Linked DNA regions of Homo sapiens: region 2 is linked to region 1. Evidence: chromatin contacts called from ENCODE Hi-C or POLR2A ChIA-PET data. All regions are on one chromosome and are shown on one strand. The core of a region is the stretch at or near the end of the contact, and the rest is flanking DNA. Distances in the headings are between cores, read along the strand shown.

Region 1 (2,884 bases), core at 255-2,754:
ATCAGGGGATGGAGGTGTGGCGAGTTAGTGTTTAATGGGGACAGAGTTTCATTTGGGATGCTAAAGAAGTTCTGGAGATGGCTAGTGGTGATGTTTGCATTACACTGTGAATACACTTACTGTTACTGAATTATATACCTAAATGATGAATCTTACTTTACGTATAATTTTACCACAAGTGAATGTATGAATGAAGCATGAATGAATGAATGAATGAAGGCTGCATGGGATATGAGGAAAGCATTTGACCACTGGAACCCGACAGCCATGATTTCTAGCTGTGTGAAAGTGAGTTGACACTCTACTTCTCTGAATTTCAAGTCTGTCGTCTGTAAAATGGGGTAAGAAGACCCCAAACGGGGATAAAAATACCCATGCTACAAAAGGGAGTCAAGGGTTAAATGAGATAATGTATATGAAGCCTGGCGCTCAGGGCCAGGAGACTCCTCCGATCTCTCACCCTTTCCCCCTTCTCCCTGGGTGGCTGCATCCATTGGCCAGGTTGGCCTCAGGCGCCAACCCCAGCTCACCTTTCCCAGGTCGATCTGCAGCCTCCTTCCCATGTCCCACTCCTGAAGGAGGGCCGCCAGCTTCCTGCGACTCAACAGACAGACACAGGGGCAGGAGGCCAAGCTTCACAGTGTCTCCCCGGGGCGCTTGCAACAAGCAAACAAGCAAAGACTGAAATAGGGAAGGTAGAGTTTCACACTCTGTGGGAAGTTTGTGGCAGAGATATTTTTAGGAGGGGAGAAGGTGGGAGATATTTTTAGGATGGGATGCTTTTCCCATTGCTCCTCCAATCCCACCTCCCTGTGGGGAACCGAGGAAAGGTAGCATTAAGAGCCGCCTGTGATGAAGGAGGCAGCCGGCACTGCTGGGGAGAAGGCAGCCGCTCTCCGCTTCATCCTTGGGCTGGGACCCCAGATGTTTGACCCTGGCCAGCCCCTTGCTGGCCTTCCCGACAGAGCCACTTCCCTTTTGGGAGTGCAGCCTGGAGTTCCCTTCCCCCTCCAGGCCACAGCCCCACTCTCCCTTAGGATGACCTGAAAGGGAAGTTTATAAGAGGAAAAGGAATGAACGGGATCCTATTTAACAGCACATGCTGGGCGGAGGAACTTCCTGACAGGAACCAATGTGGAAACCAGGCCCAGTTTGGCCATGGAAAACTGGTTTGGCTCAGAACTGGCCAGAGTGGAGAGGAGACCTTGGGCAGCTGCACGTCGCAATTAAACTGGACTTGTCCGACTTCGCTTTCTTTCTTGTCCCCTCTAAGCAAGCAGACACTATAATAATCTGCACACCACAGGGGGTGTGCAGATTATTTTTTTAAGTCTAGGGGAAAGAAACCCCACCCTCATTTAGGTCACAGAGACATAAAGGGCTACTGGCTAGGCTCAGCAAATCAGGAACAGATGTAGGCAGCGGAGCAGGGCCAGGCGAGCAGAGCCGCTGCCACCAGGCGCCCAGCCTGAGTCACCCTGGCGGGGAGGGCGGGAGGTGGTGGGCAGGGGTGGCCGTCTTTATTTGTGGGCTTGGGTGTGGGGTGCAGGAAACAATGCAAACAGAAGAGTCCCCGGGGCTGGGACAGGCGCAGGGGTGCGGGCAGGTACGGACAGGCTCCCAGTGGCTGCTCTTCTGGGCCAAAGGATTAAAACAGGCCCTGAGTTTGAACAGGGAGAAGGCTCTGCTCCTCCCTCAGCCTCTTTCTCTCCTTCCCCTGCCCTCCCTCTCCCCCCACCCAAGAAGACCTTATTTCCAGGGCTGAGTCTGGCTGTGGCTGGCCGGCTGGCCTCCGCCCTGGCTCCCCAACCCCTCTCTTTAAGGGCCAGGCTGTCCTGTGGCTGGCAGCTGGCAGGAGAGGCCTGGGGTGGACGTTTCAGCCCTTGCTCCCCGAGTTTCTGCACAAAGCCCTATCCTCTCTCCTCAGTTCTCCCTTTTCTCTCCTCACTCTGATTTGTCTCCTGTAGACCCCCAAAGAAATATTAGCTTCTCAGGGCAAAGGCCCTGTCCCTGCCCCTCAGGCCCCAGCCAGGCCTGCAGTGGGTATTCAGTCCTCATTATGACTTTCTCGAAAAGAAAAATTTCTTTTTTTTTTTTTTTTTCAGACGGAGTCTCGTTCTGTCACCCAGGCTGGAGTGCAGTGGCACAATCTCAGCTCACTGCAACCTCCACTTCCCAGGTTCAAGCAATTCTCCTGTCTCAGCCTCCTGAGTAGCTGGGATTACAGACGCATGCCACCACGCCTAGCTAATTTTTCCATTTTTAGTAGAGACGGGGTTTCACCATATTGGTCAGGCTGGTCTTGAACTCCTGATCTCAGGTGATCTGCCTGCCTCGGCCTCCCAAAGTGCTGGGATTACAGATGTGAGCCACCACGCCCGGCCCATTATGACCTTTTCTAAGGTCACCCTCCATCTGGGGGGCAGTCATTCCTGAGATATCGCTTTTTCCTTCATATAACACAGCCCCTTGCACATGAGAAGCAGGGACCTCCTCTGTCTCCATGGCCCTCTGGCCTGGTACACAGTAGGTGCTCAGCAGACGACTGTCATAGGAATGGATGAGCACCACTGGGCACCAAGGGAACCATCAGAGAGAGCCCAGCAGCTCAGAACCGCACAGCCCTGTGTGGGCAGCTGTGTGCTGAGGCTGCTTCCTTGCACCTTTCTTGTATGGAGAGGAAGGCTTTCATGATACCCTCAGACCAATTGCAGACAGCACTCTGGAACAGAGTAATCTGGTGTTTCCAGCCCCTACAAACTCTCCAGTGACAGGATGAAGAGAAAAGTAAGGGCCTCTTCTCAAAGGTGCTCTCTATGGCCGAGCAGAGAAAACAGAATCAAAGCAGTTTTTAGCTGGACGGTTCCAGCCTGGCAAACACAGA
Region 2 (2,884 bases), core at 248-2,747, 89 kb after region 1:
GGCCTGGGGGACGGGGGCAGGGAAAGAGAAAGAGCACGTGCAAGATTTGAGTTCTCCAGGAGGGCTGGGAGTGGGAGAGTCCAGGGAAAGAGCTGGTGCCTCCCTTTGGCTAACCGATCCCTTGGAAGAGCCAGCTCAGAGAGGGGAGGAAGGGAGGGCGGGTCAGGAGACAGGGTGGGGCCGGGATGAGAGGAAACTGTAAAACCAACGGGGCGGATTCACGAAAAATTCCCGAGCGTGGTGAGGGTAGAGGGTGCTGGGCAGCACCCCAGTTCGCCGGGCCCACGCTCCTCCAGTTGCCCGGCCTGTTCAGACTGGTTCGCCCACCTTTCTCTCCCTGCCGGCCCCACTCGCCTGACCTCTGAGAAAGCAGAATCCGGGACATGAAGCAACCACAGCCGCTCCGCCCGGCCACAAGCGCCCCGGACTCCGTGCCTGCCCGCAGCCCCCTTCCTGCAGCGTTCACTCGGCTGCCCGGCCCGGCCCGGCCCGGGCGCCCCGCCCCAGCCCCGCCCCGCTCCGGAGGCCCCTCCTCTATCCCCGCCCCTTCCCGGGCGCCCCGCCCTCTCCCTCCACTCTGCGCCCCCGCGGCCTCTCTCTCCTCCTGCGGGAGCCATCGCCCTCCTCCCGGGCGCCCCTCCCCGCGGCCGCAGCCTGTTTCCCGGGCCTCTCCTCCGCATTCTCACATCGCTCCAGCTCGACCTCCCCACCCGCCCGCCTCCCCGGGAGGCCGCGGCCCGGCGCGGCACCGCCCCTGCCCACGGTTACCCGGTTACCGCCTGAGAGGCCGGCGCCTGCCCGGGCGGGCGGGACCCGCACTGACCCCGCAGGGGGCGAGGCGGGGCTGAGAGGGGCGAACGCAGAGCCAGACCCCCCGCCGCCGCAGGCCGCCCACCTCCAGGCAGGGCTTCGTGCCAGACCCGGCTGTAGTTATCAGCTGGGTGGAGGGCAGTGCCAGCTGCAGGCGTCCCCGAGGCGCAAACACCACCCCTGGCCCCAGCCTCCTTCCCTGCAGCCTTCTACCTTCTACCGGAAACAGAGCCACGGGGAGCTAAAGGAGGATCCAGCAACAGTGGAGGCAGGGACTCCACCTCAGAGGCAGGGCCGCACTGAAGCCCAGCTCACCTACCTGCTGGGTGACCTTGGGCAAGTGACTTCTCTATGCCTCAGTTGTTGCATCTGTAAAATTGAGATAGTAATAGTATTCACCTCACTGAGTGCTGCGGTTTGGTGCCTGGCACATAATAGGGACTTCATAGACAGTTGTTACTATTATTACCTCTTCCCCCACATTTGGGGTTTGGCAGAGGGATGTATTGGCTACATGGTCATTAAGGATCTGTTAAGCACCTCCTATGCACGAGGGAGATCACATGGTATGGTCCAAGAGTCTTGGAGTTAGATGTGGGGTTGAATCCTGGCCCTGTCACTTCATAGCTGTGTGTGACCTTGTAAAATTCTGTCTCCTCTCTGAGCTGAAGTTCCCCCACAGGAAAATAGGGACCGTAATGCCCATCTTCCGGGGCCAATGCTGGATTCAATGAGATAATGTACAGGGAGTGCCCAGGGCAGTTCTCAGCACACAATAGTGCCTCTCAGTAAATAAGAGACGCAGGATGGAGAGGACAGGCTCAGTTTCTGCTACAGAAGAGCTCTGGGCAGGTAAGACCTATGGGAGAAAAATGTCACTGAGGAGGATGAACGTTCATGCTCAGCATGCAGTCAGTAGGAAGGGCTGAGGGAGGGCAGGCCCTCCTGTCTAGGAGAATGAAACTGCTAAGGGTGGGATGTCAGGCACTGGTGGGGGATGTTTCCGAATGGGGCCCGTTGGTCCTCAGTGAAGCGGCAGCTACTGGGCCTGAGAAGGGATGTAGGGGCGCTGGAATGACTGATGTCAGCATCTGCTTTATTGGAGAGGCCCCAAAGATGGCTTGGCCATCTCTCTCCCATCCTGACAGGAGAAAAGAATGAAAAGGACAGTTGGAAAATGAGCCCTGAGCAAAATCTCCCCCCTTTATAATAACTGTGAATGTGGCTGGGCATGAGCATGGCCCTGGACAGTGGCTGTGTGACTCTGAAGCTGGGTTCCCTCATCTGTAAAATAGTGGGCTGGTCAGATGCTTTCTAGGCCCCTGAGCTCCTCCCTTCTTGAAAGCAACATTTGCTCTGATCCGTAGCAATGTGGGGGAGAAGCCACTCCTGGAGAGTGCAGGGCCCATCTTCAATCCCATCACCCATTCCATGAACTGGCTGGGAGCCCTCTTGGATGAAATGGAAATGGAGTGGGGCTTAACAGTGGGACAGGCTCCCCAAAGTAGCTCAGGAAGACCAGCTGTCCCACTGATTGTGTGATTCTGACAGCTGGAATCAGCCTTTCAAGCAGATGTCCAGCCCTCTTACAGACAAAGAAAGCCCAGAGAAGTGAAAGGACTTGCCCAAATTCATGTGTCTCTTGAGAGGCAGAGCTGCCTTTCAATCCACTGCACCATATTGCTTCAATTAGTTTCATTAAGAGGGACAACAAAAAAACCAGTAAGCTAGTGACCAAGGCCATCCAAAGTCTCTTTGAGTCCATTTCACGAATGCAAAATGGAAATGCCTTAGCTTCACTACCAGATAAGAAAGTGCTTTGGGAAGTGAGAAGAACACTCCAAACAGCCCAGGAGCTGCCATAAGCACTGTCTGGAGCTGGAGGGGGTTAACTAGGTGGACAGTTGGCGGAGGCTCCTGCCAGGTCAGAGGGGATTTGCCTTTGTGATCAGCACTGCAGGCTCCACGAAGAGTCCAAGGACAGTGGGCTCTGAGTACTAATATGCATTTTTATTCTGCAATAATTTTCATACTGAGTTCAAGAGGCACCAACTCCAAGTACATAAAACCAAAT

Evidence for each region. A loop is a pair of places that touch in the nucleus more often than their neighbours do. ChIA-PET counts read pairs that join two places held with the same protein, here RNA polymerase II (POLR2A). Pooled maps may share reads with other maps.
Region 2: a loop to region 1 is called in a map of heart left ventricle, with 2.5 times the contacts of the local background. The contact joins the promoter of ZBTB7C-AS1 here to the enhancer-like site in region 1. A Hi-C loop is called at or near these places in 1 of 168 maps with a recorded cell type or tissue (heart left ventricle) and 2 of 50 pooled maps. POLR2A ChIA-PET finds 5 or more read pairs at or near these places in 4 of 52 experiments (HEK293, SK-N-SH, activated T-cell and 1 more).

Annotation. Positions count from the first base shown.
Region 1 is chr18:48,071,930-48,074,813 of GRCh38, forward strand. All of the region lies in intron 3 of ZBTB7C (zinc finger and BTB domain containing 7C), which reads right to left. Among named protein-coding and RNA genes, the nearest start is that of ZBTB7C-AS1, 89 kb to the right of the region's middle. Within about 2 kb of position 1,505, at least 9 of the 41 ENCODE cell types and tissues checked have a DNase peak (open chromatin) inside an H3K27ac peak, as active enhancers do; they include heart left ventricle, where a contact is called at or near this core.
Region 2 is chr18:48,161,219-48,164,102 of GRCh38, forward strand. ZBTB7C-AS1 (ZBTB7C antisense RNA 1) reads left to right here and starts at 1,498. Exons shown (of 5, transcript XR_001753437.2): 1 at 1,498-1,662. The region is part of intron 3 of ZBTB7C (zinc finger and BTB domain containing 7C); the gene reads right to left. RefSeq lists a silencer at 418-617.